Regions from separate parts of the Homo sapiens genome. Here region 2 is linked to region 1. The links are chromatin loops, found by intact Hi-C in ENCODE. Cell type or tissue: mammary epithelial cell. All regions are shown on one strand.

Evidence for each region. A loop is a pair of places that touch in the nucleus more often than their neighbours do. Peaks named below come from ENCODE experiments on the same cell type or tissue, not always from the same donor. Only the 100,000 strongest peaks of a DNase experiment are listed, where the experiment ranks them.
Region 2: it touches region 1 in a loop (2.7-fold over the local background); 2 of 110 quality-filtered maps call a loop at or near these places.

The regions. Positions count from the first base shown.
Region 1 is chr9:14,248,643-14,256,642 of GRCh38, forward strand. The region is part of intron 2 of NFIB (nuclear factor I B); the gene reads right to left. Among named protein-coding and RNA genes, the nearest start is that of NFIB, 61 kb to the right of the region's middle. RefSeq lists a silencer at 2,728-3,022. In mammary epithelial cell, a CTCF peak has its summit at 3,048; DNase peaks (open chromatin) are centred at 2,889 and 3,229; H3K4me3 peaks cover 278 bases; H3K27ac peaks cover 2,273 bases.
Region 2 is chr9:14,115,406-14,123,405 of GRCh38, forward strand. It overlaps NFIB (nuclear factor I B), which reads right to left. Exons shown (of 11, transcript NM_001190737.2): 8 at 5,035-5,219; 9 at 803-941. Among named protein-coding and RNA genes, the nearest start is that of LINC00583, 190 kb to the left of the region's middle. In mammary epithelial cell, no CTCF peak of the experiment used is centred here; DNase peaks (open chromatin) are centred at 4,456 and 4,936; H3K27ac peaks cover 1,071 bases.

The sequences.
Region 1 (8,000 bases):
GTAGTTTGGGTGTCTCGTGATCCTCCTCTAGCTCCTCTCCAAGAACAGGCAGGAGACTTAAGCATAGCCAAAGAGAAGAAAGCACCAGTTCAGCAACAGGTTCAGGGGTAGTCCAAGGAGATCCAGCCCAGGAACGTCTGCAGGGACTAGTGAGGAAGGGAACATTTTCCTCCCCACTGGGTTTGCTTGGCTAATAGAATATAAGCCTTCACTGTGGAAAGAGACCCTCTTTGCCCGAGAAGTAAGGGAACAAAGAGAATGGCATAGGAAGAGAATCAGAGAAACATTCCCAGTTACATCATTTGAACACCTGAATCAAACTGTACCTGCAGATAAACTGGACTTTTAAATTACATCAGAGAATAATCTCCCTTTCTCACTTCAGTCTGTATAACTTCAGTTTCTTACACTTGCAATTAATATACAAACCAAATAGCAGCAAGAATTTGACACCTTTCAGTGACCAAAAGGACCACTGAAATAAGAACTTAGTGATAAGAAATACCTTTCATTAAATTCTCACTGTACGTCAACTAAATATTTCAAATTTAGTATTTCCAATTACATAAACTGAGGATGGGGGTAGATATTATTATCTCTGCTTTACTGATAAGCAAATTATGAGTCAAAGAGCTTAAACAAATTGCCCAAGTTTAAATAGTAAGTGGTGGAGATGAGATACTACCTAAGATTTAGCTTTTTTCTTTTCTTAAGTATTACCAAGAAATAGTATTACTCGGAAATCTCACATATTTATAAGATCCCTTTGTTTTATGCTCTTATAGCATCATGTGCCTTTTCACCAAATGATTCACCACAATTGTTCATTCTACTTTTTTTTAAGATTGCGTCTCACTGTTGCCTAGGCTAAAGTGCATTTTTGTGATCCTTTGATTTGGGAAATTGTTTTCTCCCATTATCTTATAAACTTCCTCAGTTTACGTCTATCATGATTATTGCATATCATTGTGCATTCACTGACAATAGTAGATACTTAGCAAGTACTGTAAAAAAATAGAAAGGAAGGAAGAGAGAGAGGGAGGGAGGGGAGAAGAAGAGAGGAAGGAAGGAGAGTAAAGGGAAAAGAAATGAGGAAGGAGGGAGAGGGCAGAAGAGAGAATGGAAAAGTGAGAGGGGAAGGTAATTCCACAACCCCTTCACCACCCTTAAGCCCTTTCTTGAGATAATTTAGGGCCTAGCAATAGACAGTGGTGACACTGTCCTCATGCAAAGGGATAAATAGAGGAATTCCGGAACAAGGCAGGAATATCATCATAAATGCCAAAGTCTTGTGGATACCATTTCTGACTCCCCCAAAACCCCACACAGTAGGAACAAACATGATAAAAAGTTTCACCTATTCCTAACTCCTTGTTCAAAACCCCTCGAGTCTCTTTCTTCTTTTCTTGATAAGTCTTAGGGTAACACACCAAGTTTTAAAACTCAGTTACAAATTTGCCCTTAACTGAGCATCTGAAAGGTTATCACGCAGGATTTTTAGCTCTAACAGGGAGGAGGGTCTTTTGAGTTTATGGCCTGTTGAGCACTTTTGTGCTGAGTCAAGGAAGATAAGAGGAGTGGGAAACAGGAAGAATCCATTAGACAGTGTCTGTGCATATAATATCTTTTTTTGTTTTCTTTATGTAAGTTCTCTGATGGACAATAATGTCCCCAGGTAGCTAATGTCACAAACCTCTTAAACATGAGAGAGAAATTGTACCATTTCTCAAAGGCAGCTTTTTGGAAGGGAAGATCAAAGAGGAGGCAGAATTAAAGCCTTAGCTCAAAAGGAAGACAGATTTCCAAAACTTCAGCTTTTGCCATTAAAACTTTCAGGTGTGTCCCAAGATAAATGATACATCATTGGCTACTACATCCCCACAGTGGCCTCACTACTACCTCAATTTGATTTTGTGAAGGAGTGCTGAAGCACTATCAAAGAACTTTGGTGTTCCCTTGCTTATGTCATAGTTACCTAGAGAAAAGAGAGTATGCCTTAGGAAATATTCCAGTTTAAAGCAACATTAAACATACCAAATTCATCACCGGGATTACAGTATATAGAATATTTTAAGTCAACCTGTATATCTCTGTCAATTATATTTTATTTTAACTATGTGAGAGAAGGAATAAAAGTTACTAAGGTATCACCTTTTCTAGTAAAAGATAACCAAATAAATCCATTGAGAAGTCACGTTTATTCAAAAGAATTGGTTTCTCTGGACTTATGACATTTGAGTATAGTACCTCCTTTCTTCTAGAATACTCTGAGTTAATAAAAGTTTTTTTGAAAATGAAATCCATGGGTATGTGTCATAATAAGTAAATACTAAATGCTTGTAGTTTTTCAGAGACTTTTCTTAGGTGATGTCTATTCCTGAAGTATGATCAGAATGCAACATCTAACATTTTACATAATTAAAGATTATAGTATTTTGTTTTAAAAAGCAAACTAGAAACCTCAAGAAAAACCTATCCACTGGCATTCCTTTGAAACATACATACAAAGAACTTTACGGTGTTTTTCCTTGCCTTTGGGTGTTTGTTTTACAAGAGAGGAACTCCAGGTGCAATCACTGAATGAGGAATTAGAACCTCCCTCCAAGCTTTCATCTGATTGCATACCAACACATAACGAAGGACATGATATATTTACAGTAGCTAAAGAGTTAATCTTTAGCAACTCTGCTTAAAAATCCTAATGGCAGACTGCCCATCATTCTTTTAGACAGAGCTTGTCAGAAAAACTAGGGCAGCTTGTCCAGCTCAGCAGTCAACTGATTACTAGTGAACTCAATGGGGCTCCCAGCCAACCCCTGAGATTGCTGCCAGCCCCTTGGGTATTCAAAGGCCAAGTTCCAATGTGGTTTACTTTGCCAGAATCACATGATGTCAGTGCTATTTTCTCCTGACCAGAATAACCAGTCATTCAGGTTACTGCAAGTGGTATCGGTGAACTAGGCATCACTTCACTGTTAGAGGTCACATACACACCAAGGCTCTGCTCCTTCTCACCACGGCCGAGGGGCCACTGGAGCCTCCTGCAGGAGGTCAGCTAATCCCAGTTTGTCAGTTCCAGCCACCCAAATCCTGCACGGGCATCCTGCACACCGCAGTCTGCTCCAAGGACCAGGAATTACACAGGCGTGCTGCACATGGCACACTTAGAGAACAAAACAAACAGGTCCAACTTTTATAAAGAACAAGCTGGAGAGGAAAACAACAGAAAACTGGTTTTGGCTTTCACTTATATTATATTACTCGAGGTTTAGTAGGCAAGCCACACAAATTCTGTGGGATTTAGTCACCGTTATCCACCTATGCCCACATTCTTTGCATGGTAGTAAGACATTAATTAATTTTTACATCTATCAGGAGATTTTTCAGTTGCTACAGGATTTGCAAGGGTACATGCATGTAAGGAGTAGCCAGTTTTTAAAACTGTGATTACCCTTATCTTTCGGTGAGAGAAAGTATTTCACTCCCTAATGCAGAGAATTAAAAAACAAGATCCACTTTTTAATCTTTCTTCCTCCAGAAGAAAATACAAACATCAGGAATAGCAAACGGGCTGATATGGCTGGTGGACTCTGTTTTCAAAGTCTTGAACATATTTCCCAATGCCTTAAAAACCTTGAAATATTTTTAATATTCCTCATTACTTCTATGGCACTTTGCATTTATTTATATGAATTCATTTTAAAAACTCACTTTAAAGAGACTAAATCTTTAAAATATGACATTTAAAAATACTGTAGATTTTCTATATCATTATATTTATAGTTTTTCATCCTTTCTTTTTTCTGTCAGTAAAGTAATAAAGTTTTAACTGCTGAGAAATAATGGGCAGCAAGGTAAAGAAGTGTCATGATTTTTAAACATTTGTATTTGTTAAAAAAAACAGAAACTGCTTCAGTTATAATATGTAAAAGAAAAAGAACTGTAATGACTGCAGTAACTACTATTACGTAAAAGACAATACATGTTTCAGAAATAATAGAGTCAATGAACTATCTGTTACTACTGGATACATCCTTATTAATATTACCTTGGGGAAACCTCTAAGCAAAGTGAGAACAAGATCACGAGAACAGGCGTCTTAAGATCTACTGATGCAGCTTTACATGTTCCTGCCATACAACTTTGTGGAGGAAAAAAAAATAATGTCTTTCCATCTCCTGCAGCAAAATATTGCACCCATGACGGTCACCCGTATTAAACTCAGGTAAACTTCTACAAGAAGTCCATCTGTCAAGGAAATTGTACAGTAAGAAAAGACTGGTGATGGATGCATGGAAGGAAGGAAAGGAGGGAGGAAGGAAGGAAGGGAGGGAGGGAGGGAGGGAAGGCAGGTTGGTTTCTACAAAGAAAAAAAAGACCAAAAACAATTATTTTTACATCAATGCTTCATAATTTTCATTCATTCCATCCATGAAGAAAGTTTAAGCAGATCTGCAACAACTTCAAAGCCAATGTTATCATGTTTTTCAATCAAAATCAGGTGCTACAGTTAGTGTTCCCTGATGGTTACAGCTCATCTTTGACTATTCAACATGTCTTTTGTCCTGGTCTTTTATTTCCTTCTCAGATGCATCATATCCTACTGCTAACATAACATCTTTAACGAACTAACAAATGTTTGAAAGAAAGAGACTTGCTAGATACAAGTTCTCTGGTGCAAAGGGACTGAGTGGTCACCACCAATTAGATTATAGCGGGATAATTTCACAGTTCTCGAGATGATTGTTTCAAGGAAGGCTGGAAATGTACAGAGGCAGAATAGCCTGGAAGTGTGTGGTTTTCTCTAAGCAGACCAAAACAGCCCACAAAACTCCCAGAAGGAAAAAAGCAAGTGAGATTTCGATCCTTTGGCAATGAAGAAATAATGCACAAATAAAATGTTTTAGCCTAGCACAGGGGCTCACACCTGTTAGTCCCAACTACTTGGGTGGCTGAGGCGGGAGGATTGCTTAAGCTCAGGAGTTAGGGACCACTCTGGGCAATACAGTGAGACCCCATTTCCAAAAATAATTTTTTAATAAAAAAAAGAAAAAAATGTTTAAAATGAAGTTGTCAGAAATACTCTTTTGAGACTACGTAATAACCTGGGTGCTGCCTCTAGGTATCTTTGCGGAATTGTTACAGTAAGTAAAACTCTCTCAAGCCAACATTCATGGCTCTCCATGAAGTAATCTCTATTTATTTTTTTCACGTGGCCTCCAGCACATCATGGGTCTTGTATTCCAGCTACACTGGATAACTTCTTGTACATTTTCCTGCCCTTTGACTTTTGCTCATGCTGTTCCCCTGGTCTAAATGCCTCCCCAGCACTTGACAAAACCCGTCTTTTAAAGTCAGTTAAAAACATAATTTCTCAGGCCAGTCATGGTAGCTCATGCCCGTAATCCCAGCACTTTGGGAGGCTGAGGCAAGCAGATAACTTGAGGCCAGTAGTTTGAGACTAGCCTGGCCAACATAGCAAAACCCCATTCTAGTAAAAGTACAAAAATTAGCCAGGCATGATGGCACACACCTGTAGTCCCAGCTACTCAAGTGGCTGAGGCATAAGAATCGCTTGAACCTGGGAGGTAGAGGTTGCAGCGAGCCATGATCACACCACTGCACTCCAGCCTGGGCAACAGAGTGACACTGTCTCAAAAAAAACAAAACAAAACAAAACAAAACAAAACAGCATTTCTCCATAAGATGCTCCCTCCACCCCTAGAACCAGATATGAGCTCCTCCACTGCATCTCAGTAGCTTCACATTTATACAGTACTTCTCTTAAACACTGACTTGATATGGGCTTGCGTTACTTACTGATCTTATCCCTCCACCAGACATAAGCACATAAGCATGGAGACACGCATCTTCAGGGATGTGCACTCAATAATCGTTTGCTGATTTGAAGTGAAATGATGAGGCTAATTTATTTTACAGTACTCCCGTGCACTGGTTCTCTAATAGCTGCTCAAAGGCCCTCCACTGATCCAAAAGCCCATCTGCTATAATATTAGTGTTAATAATGATACATAGGTTCCTGAGATAAATAATTTAATTATCACATGCTTATTAGGGTCTCACCAAGAGCAGAGCCATTTACCTCTTTATTTGAATAAGACTTCTGAAAAATGCTTTGTAGTTGGGATTCTGTGTGTGTGTGAATCTATGCATGTGCATATATGTGCATTTACAAGCAAGGTCTAGAGGCCTAAATAATAATAATGATCTTTTGCTCCTCTTCAGTGAACTTCAGACAAGTACCTTAAAGCTACAAGCTTTAAAGTATTAGCTTATGAAAGCGCCAACCATGCTTCCAAATTTCAAAACAAAATAACCTTCGCTAAGTCAGGAAGATCACTTGAGGATGGGAATTCACCACCAGCCTGGGCAACATAGCAAGACCCCATCTCTTCAAAATAAAAATAAAAATAGCCAGGTGTGGTGGCGCATACCTGTAGTCCCAGTTTCTTGGGAGGCTAAAGTTGGAGAATCACTTGAGCCCAGGAGTTCGAGGCTGCAGTGAGCTATGATCACACCACTGAACTCCAACAAGGATGACAAAGTGAAACCCTGACTCAAAAAAAGAAAGAAAGAAAGAAAAAAGAAACTTGGCTGAACCATGAGGAGTTAACACTTGGACATTTTTTGATTCTGCAACTGTAAAAGAATCTTGCTGAATTTGTTGAACTTGTGTCTCTAACAGATTACTGACATTTCCTTAATGTAAGATCACCTGGGGATTAAATCTCAACTGTAGCACATATCAATGACTGTGAGCATCTGACTTTACCTTGTTTTACAATTCTCATGAAATGGATGTATGGTCAATGACTGAGGGGATGATAAACTTTATATTAACCAAACATGATATAAAAATCCAGGGCATACTGATGACCAGATATGGGCTGGTAAGAATTAGTTCTAATATAACATGGACATGGACATGCTTCAGTTTATATAAATTGCTCTATAGGTAGTGACAGATTAACCCTCCTAACATCCTTAAAAAAAGATAATAAAAGTTATTATTCACTTTTATTGATGAAATACTTGGAGTGTTTAGACTCTCACAAGGTCACTATAAATAACCTTTTAACAATCCAGCTCACTGATGAGTCTTGGTGTGTTTTGTGAAGCACTCAACTGACTGTGAGAATCACATATAAGAGAAATGATCAAATAGCCTGAATGCCTTTGGAAAACATTGAATTCAACTCTGTCCTGCTCCAGAATCCACACACTATGCTAGCATAGTATTACTGAAGCGCAAAACACCATGCTAGCATAGTATTAGTGAAATACAAAACACTGTACTCAAGGCACCTAGTTTAAATCCACCACCTATTAGCTGTGTGATCTTGAGAAGTCCCTTAATTCTCCCTCATGTGCAAAGGGAAGCTACCAATGGTGCCTGCCCCACAGGGCTATTATGAGTATAAAAATGAGACATTTTATGCAGCTTCTGTTTTACCAAAAATATTCATTTTGACCCACTTTTTCTAGAAGCCTCTCCCTCTAACAATATTCATATGTAAAACCAACAAAAACACTAATCAAATTCCAGAGAGATTGAATTTCAGGGTGAGGGAGGTCTTACTGCATTTTTGCCTTAATAATCTCAGTTTCATCTTTCATTCCATACCAAAACATGGTTACAGGGAAACTATGTTCTAAGAAAAAAAATTATTAATTATATACCCATTCTGCACATTTAGAAATAAATAATTTTCCAAAAACTTTTACCTAGACAAGAACCCCTCCTTACAAACAGAAGTTTTCTCTTTAGACCAATTTCACTGCTAACCATAAAGAAGAAAACATATAAGTAGGATGAGATAGAAGAAAAATCAGAAAGCAGAGAAAGACTAATTAGAAGATAGAGAAAAAAAGGAAGAGGAGTGAAATATAATATTCATATTCTAGCTGCCAATCCACTAACTTCCAAAAAGGAAAGTGAATATGCCAGACCATTAAAATATTTCAGCAACACTAGCTTG
Region 2 (8,000 bases), 130 kb before region 1:
AGTACTAAGAAGCTGACAGTTGGGTGAAACCACCTCAAAATTAATTTCTTCTATACTTCTAAGTATTTTACATGAAAAAACAAAGGAATGATGCGGCTTATTGGTACGTGTTAGGAAGGTTCACTGGCTAAATCTCTGACATTTAAATGTTATGGCCACACTAAAAAGCACAGTATTTGATGTACCAATGATAAGCAAAATAATCAAAAGGTTTTAAAAAAAAAGCTTGCAGATAGTGAAAGTACAGGTAGCTTACATGTGCCTAATACTAAGTTTTGAAATGTCCTCATCTGTTCCCAACCTTATGCGACTGTTTTTAACAATGACATAACCTACAATGATGTAAACATGCAATTACCTTACAGAGGCACTGATTCCATCTGCTTTGTGAAGGGGCTTGATTTCTATAGGAATGCTCCAATAAGTACCAATTACCTAATCTCTCTTTGGGTGATACGAAAACTTTGTATTCTGCGTTATGTTACTCAGTGCAATTTCAATGTATACCTTGAACAAGCAGGCATGACTTATTATTTTTGTTATAGCTGTTAACTTAAACAAGTGAGCTTCTCCCTTTTCAAATATGATTCACTGACTGGAATTTGAGAAGAGAGAGCCTGTGATAGCAGGGCCACATCCATGCCTGCTAGCTCCACTTAAATGAGAAATCTCCATCTGGTCAGGTAGCTGGAAAAATTGCCGTGTTTTCCACCTTGGATCAGATATCCAATGGTGCCTCTGATGGACATTTCTCATTTCCTATGGAAATACTTACTGGTTGCTGTAGGTGAAGCTGCCTCACCTTCAGTGGATGTAGTGATGGGTTTAGTATCTGTCATGCTCAGGGTCACAGGTCGCACTGCACTGGGATGGGGAGAGGGTGCCAAGACAGGAGTGAAATGGCCAGGCACTTTCCCTACTACTTGACCACTGCCGTTAGGCTACAAAACAAAAACAGAATGCCGGGTGAAGCAATCCAAAAGGCAGTCATCTTGTTCAACAAGTCCACTCAGCACACACGACTGTGTGGATCCAGCACACTGCGCATAGGCGCCACACAGGCCCTCTCGAGTCGGAGTCGGAGAGGCCAGTCAATGGTTGGTAGTAATAAGGAGCAGCAGCATTTCAAAGAAGGTTTTCATCTTCAAAGCACGTCATGGTATAGGTGAATTCCTCTTTACAGCACCCCTGAGAGCCAGGTAGACTTGATCCTTTCATGTAGTAGGCCAAGAAACTCAAGTGCAGACTTAAATGCTTAGCCCAAAGGCTAAAATGGAATTCCTTACTGAACTAGCTACAGTTGGAACCCAATGCTTCCTTATTCTCTGCTCTTCATTTTCTATAATGAGTCAGTTTTGGCTTTTAGAACACAATTTTCACCTACATGATGATATCACTGAAACAAAGGACACAAAAATATCTAGGAGATCAAATACAACGAATTCTGGAATTTTCATCATTTACAGTCAAGAACCATTCTCCTGCATACAAAACTCTAGCTCTCTTACACACAGGTGTGCTGAGATGCACACATTAGGCAATTTAGATTCCGAGATCTATGGTCAACTTTTGATGATTTACTAATACAAGAAGATAGAATAAGATGTAAAGCATCTAAAATTTCAGAGGTCATACAATGATATAAAATGCTGAGCTACGTTTGTCCTTACACCTACAAATAAAAGATTTCCAAAGTAAATTAAACTGTACTGAGGGGAAGCAGAGGACAAGCAAATGAGCATTGTTATTTGAGTTACTCTTACATCCATGGTGGTGCATGGAGAGTTACACAAAACATTTCTTGTTGACATTTGTGAGAATTAACTGAGAAAATCCCCTGGGCAATGATAGAAAAGATGTTACTATCTGAGTTTTAGCTCCTGGGTACAAAAATAGTTTCCGTGGTAGGAAACAAAATCCTAAGGATACACTCTTTGAAGAAATAGTGGAATATATTTTTCTAGACTGAGAATGTTATTTTTGATTATACCCATGTTGGAATTCTCCACTGCACGGTGTTCATCGCAATTTGCTGGGAGGCTATTCTCGGCAAGTATATAGTCTTTATAATCTGAACTGTTAAAGGCAAAAAAAAAATGAAGCAGAATATTTTTCTAAATATCTGCACATAAATTACAAGTAGACATTTATTTAGAGAAAAAGATGAACAGCTAATAACACTTAAATATTGTGACTTAGAGACATGAACTAAGTCTTCGGTTAGGCTCCTCAGAGGCCACATTATTTATTCTATAAAGAAAATGGACTTCCTGAATATCCTGATTATTCATCATGGGTAATTTTAAGTATTTAACTTGATGTCAGGAAAATTGACCAGAGTTTTCCAATATGGAAACCTATGGGAGAGTTACATCTTTAAACTAATTTTATTCAAAATATTCCATTGAATAGCATGACTGTCTCACTATAATTGGTGCAGCAGTAATGCAATTAATCTCAAAATTGCTGTGGGGAGGAAAAGGCATCTCAGTTGCTTATCTTAAAAATCAAAATCAGTGCAGTGCTGGAGAATATTGGGAAGCAACAGCTGACTAGAAGTGAATGGTGAAGGAATACTGATGTTTTTCCATTTCTAAAGCTAAAATGGTAAATACCAAGAATTCTAATTTGAAATGCAAATTAATTGGTTTTGAGTTGGAGTTAAAAATCAAAGCAGATACACTGTTCCTTAAAAAAAAAATCTGCAGTTAACTATAAAGACCCATTTTTCCTTTCAAAGGGAAAAAGTAGTTTGTTTCTACAGCAGGCCATCCATTTCTGGTTATCTGAACACTGGAAATAAGTGCTTTAAATATCTTAAGAAAGAAGACAGGTCTCATTTTATCATTGGTGGTACATTCAATGGTAAAAATGTTTCTACATACAGTGTTCACCAAAACAGTCTGAAAGTACCTACCTGGAACAAAATGTCTGGAGCAGAATGACAATAATTTCAAGGAAATGCTGCCACCAAATATATTATCCTACCCTGACCATTCTACAAACTTCACCTACTGGAATTGAACAACATGAACTAGTAGACACTTCTCTCATTTGAAAAGAATAAAGGTGACAAAGAAAGAATTCCCAAGTCAATGCAGACAACTTTCCTAAAACTCAGGGTGAGAAGAATTGAGGGCTATTTTCTCCTCAGTTTTCTACTGGTTCAAACAGATGAAGCTACACTAAAAATTTCTATCTTTTAAGGCTGTTAATAGATGAACTTTCATACTGTAGATAGAAAAGAGAGATGTCTTGTCTGAAGGTGAAGCTAACAGCATTAGGAAAGGATTATTCTACTTTATACACGGTTCCTATTATACAAAATCCTGAGAGTTTTTTTGTTGCTAGTTTTTCTTTTTCTTTTTTTTTTTTTTTTGAGATGAGAGTAATATGCTTCCTTAGAAGGTGATATGTATCTTGAAAAAGTGAAGAAAAACTGAGAACAATATAGGCAGATTATCACCTAATATGCCCTCTTAACTTATAAAGAAATTGAAATATACGTAAAACAAGCACTGAATAATTAAAGAAATGTGTAACACTAAGGGCCTGATTTTAATTTGCATAATTTTTCCCCTAACAGTGCCTAATTAAGACATCAGTTAAAAAAAAAATCCAATGGAACTCTAAGATTTTCCACACTGAATTAACGTTAAGGACTTTTAATGGATGTCTTAATTAGACTTTGTTATTCATGGAAATTCTACACAAATTAAAATCAGACCTTGTGTGCACTGTTCCCAGCTGAGTCTAGCAAAATGCTCTATGGAACTGAGACTTCTGAATCCATGAGCTGACAACAAATTTTATTTCTAAACGATATACTAAGATCCCACTCTCACTTAGCTGTCTTTAGTACTTCAGTCATGAAAAGTGCTACAACATTTTAACATTTTCTTCTAAAATACAAATAATAATTTTAACTTCAAATTCAAAATTCAATATTGAGTTTAATATCTCAGTCAGTCAAACTAAAAGTAATGATAACTTTTTAAGTAACCCAAAGGGTCCTGGATGCGTTGTTATTCTAAATTAAAAGTTCAGAAAGGACCATTTTGTTTCATTTTAACAAATTAAGACCAAAGGGATTTTTTTCTCACCTTTCTTTGCTAATTTAAATTGATAGACACACACTATTTACTAGCATTTCAGGAATGTTCCACCGTAGTAATGACGGAATGTTTGTGAAAATTCTCCAAAATATTAAAAGGTATAATAAGTGGACAGGAGTCTTAGAGGTAAAGCAGCAAAGCTAAATATCAGATCCTAATATCAAAATTACATTACATGTTTTAGATATTACAATTATTGATAGCCCCAGGTCTGGCACAAAGACTGTCTACTTGATTGTGGAAAATGCTCATATACCAAATTCCTATGAAGTAACCTCTTGGTAGAAGAAACCATATGTCTAGGGGAGTGAGAAATGCTCATGAGTCACTACACTTACAAAATGAATCCCCAAAACCACTGCACAATGTTTCCAAAAAAAAGAAAGACGCTTCTAGTAATGTCACTCATTATTAAATGTAAGTCATGTCTCTGCAAAGAATATTCAAGTAGTCATCAAACACTGAGAATGTTTACATTACCAAAGCTTATTTTAATACCTAATAGTTGGTCTATAAATACAACTGTAAGTTCTTTTGTGTGTGTTTATTTTAGCACATACCTTACTCCTGCCTGAAATAAGCACATTGTCTCTGTGTCAAACCAGGTATTTAAGAGGTGTGAACTCCAGCCCAGAGCTTTCCTGTCAATGTACTTTCTGCATAAACTTTCCCTTCAGTCAGTGAAAATCCAAAAACATTAAACCATCTTCACAAATGTACCCTTTGGGGCAACACACTTCCTACCTGTCATTCAGCCACCTTTAAATAAAAACTTATTGAGTCACCAAGCAACTTCCTGAAGATGGATTTCAAGGCTTGACGTTCTGCCAGACACACTGTCTGACTAACCTTTGTGTCTCAGAATTAGATCTGTCCCATCTCCCTTAGGTGCTAATCTTATTTTCTCTCTTATTTTTACCTGGCTGGTTTGTGGACTGGATGGGTCATAAGAAGGTACATAGTTCTTCAGAGTATCCTGAGGATTCAGGTGGGGAGGATATCTGATTGTTGGATGAGAAAAGTAGCTCGATGGGGCTGGAGGAAGGATAGCTTGTGTTGGAAATGGCAACGGTGAAGGTGGAGGTGGAGTTCGAGTTGAGATGACTGCAGAAGACAGAAAAGGAAAGATTGACTCATCAGCTGGTTACCTTATTGCTCCATTCTGATCCTGAAGAATGCTGTGAAACTACAAAACTGGTAACCATTCATTTTTGTCCCCATGATTTAACCAAGCTCTCCTAAATCAACAGTTACTTTTTCATTTTTATTCTCAACACCAGTACGGCTAACTACACAGAGATAAAACATCACTCTAGAAAATTAACAATCTTGCTTCCTGGCTCTGTGAGTGGTTACAAAATCAGTTTCTCTTTTATAGGTTATGTCAATACTTGATAAAACACTTCTTTGAGCAAAGATATATCCCGTTGAAAACATATTCTTTGATTATAAAATCTTTAGGCCGGGTGCAGTAGCTCACACCTGTAATCCCAGCACTTTGGGCGGCTGGGGCAGGTGGATCACCTGAGGTCAGGAGTTCGAGACCAGCCTGGCTAACATGGTGAAACCCCATCGCTACTGAAAATACAAAAAATTAGCTGAGCATGGTGATGGGCACCTGTAATCCCAGCTACTTGGGAGCTTAAGGCAGGAGAATCACTTGAATCCAGTAGACGGAGGTTGCAGTGAGCCGAGATGGCGCCATTGCGCTCCAACCTGGTGACAGAACCCCATCTCAAACAAACAAACAAACAAAAAACATTTTGTCTCATAAGCCCCATCTCAAACAAACAAACAAACAAAAAACACTTTGTCTCATAAGTCCAGAGCAAGTCACAGCATTAAGTAGAGGGCAAAAGAGCCAAAAATTTTCTACCAAAATTAAAAACAAAAGTGAAATTCAATTTCAAATAAAACGTTTCCCTGTACATCCTACCTGGCAATTGTTTAGAAGGAAAGACAATAACTAATACAACATCATCTCATGTCATTTATAATTGTCTGGTCATGGTATAAATGCTTATGAACATTGGAACATAGAGCTAGAAACTCTCCTAATGAAAATGTTTCTTTCAAAACCAAAAGAGCTCTATTCTGCAACTATTTTTCTTTCTACTTTAACTTTTACTATATGTAGTTTAAAAGATATTGTTAATATAAAACCAAGAATAAAACACACAGCAATGAAAATTTAAGCTTTCATATAGGTAAGTATATTACTTTACCCATATATCACATATTTTATAATAATTTTATAAAGGGAAATACTATATAAAACACATGCAATGTGGACAATGTTCAATTTTACTATAACTTCTCAACATTAGTATTCTTATAATTTATTGTTCAGTTTTTGAAATATAAATCTTAAGTTTGAAAGATGGAGAAAGAGTGTAATCGTATGATCATTATCTCTAAAATGTTGAGAGAAATAATCATAGAAATACAAATTAAAACTACCAACAAATATATGTAGAAGTGAAAAGTAAATGTCTTTCTATTTTAATATTTCCCAATTCAAATAATAGGAAATTATAAACGATAAATGTCTAATGTTTTATGAGACAACTTAAAGAATATGAAAAAAAATAAATTTTAGCCATAACCTACAAAGGGAAATCACCTAGAATGATTTATTTCCAACTTTGAAACTATGTGGGTGGGGGGGTGGGACCTATTTATGGGATGTATTGCTTACCTCTCCCAAAAAAAACTTTTTCAGAAGATATAAGAAATTAAGAATGTATAGAATAGAAAAAACATAAATTCAATTTTATAGTCACGACTTTGTTCTCTGAACGTCCAGAGCACTGTTTCTGAAATTCTCTGTATTGTTCTTACAATGCAGATCCCTTGGTCTACACACAGACCTAGGGGATCAGGACCTCTAGGGGTAAGGCACCAAAATGTATATTTTAAATAAGTGTCCATGTAATCTTCCTACATACTGAAGTTTGAGCATCCTCCATCAAATGTATGCATTTCAGAGAACAAATGCGTATTTCTTAAAACAAAACTCTTTACTGAAGTATTACTTTATTTAAGAAGTATACCCATTTGAAAGTATCATTTAAGGAAATACAAACATCTAAGAAAAACTGGGCATCTTTTACTTAGTGTCTAAATGCTCTTAATCTCAGCTCATTTTAACCATGATTTTTGCTCACATCTGTACACAAACCCTGGAAAGATATATACATAGTTCCATCTTGGGTCCTTTAGCTTTTGAGATTAATTTGGCCTTAATAGTTCTGGAGGAGATCTATTTTCAAGTGAAATTGCAGAAATCAAACCCGAACTCACATCTATGGGCAACCTGGCACTGTGCTTGCATGAGCTGTAGGTGGCCTGATACCACTGGGTAAAATGTCGTATTTCAAACTGAGAGTAAAAATGACTACCTTTTCCATAAAAGCCATTCTAGTCCTTTAAAAATAAGAAAAGCAGGCCAGGCATGGTGGCTCACGGCTGTAATCCCAGCACTGTGGGAGGTCAGGGTGGGTGGAGTGGATCACTTGAGGTCAGATGTTCGAGATCAGCCTGGCCAACATGGTGAAACCCCATCTCTACTAAAAAAAATACAAAAATTAGCTGAGCGGGGTGGTGAGTGCCTGTAATCCCAGTTACTCGGGAGGCTGAGGCAGGAGAATTGCTTGAACCTGGGAGGCAGAGGTTGCAGCGAGCCAAGATCACGCCACTACACTCCAGCCTGGAGTAAGACCCTGTCTCAAAAAAAAAAAGAAAAGAAAAAGAAAAAAAAATAAGAAAAGTAAAATACAAGACAAAAAGTTTTCCTTTATTATGAAAGAATACATACACATGTATGTGTATTTCTTGCATACATTATTGCAAAGCCTTATTGTCTTCTTTCCTTCAGTCTTGCTC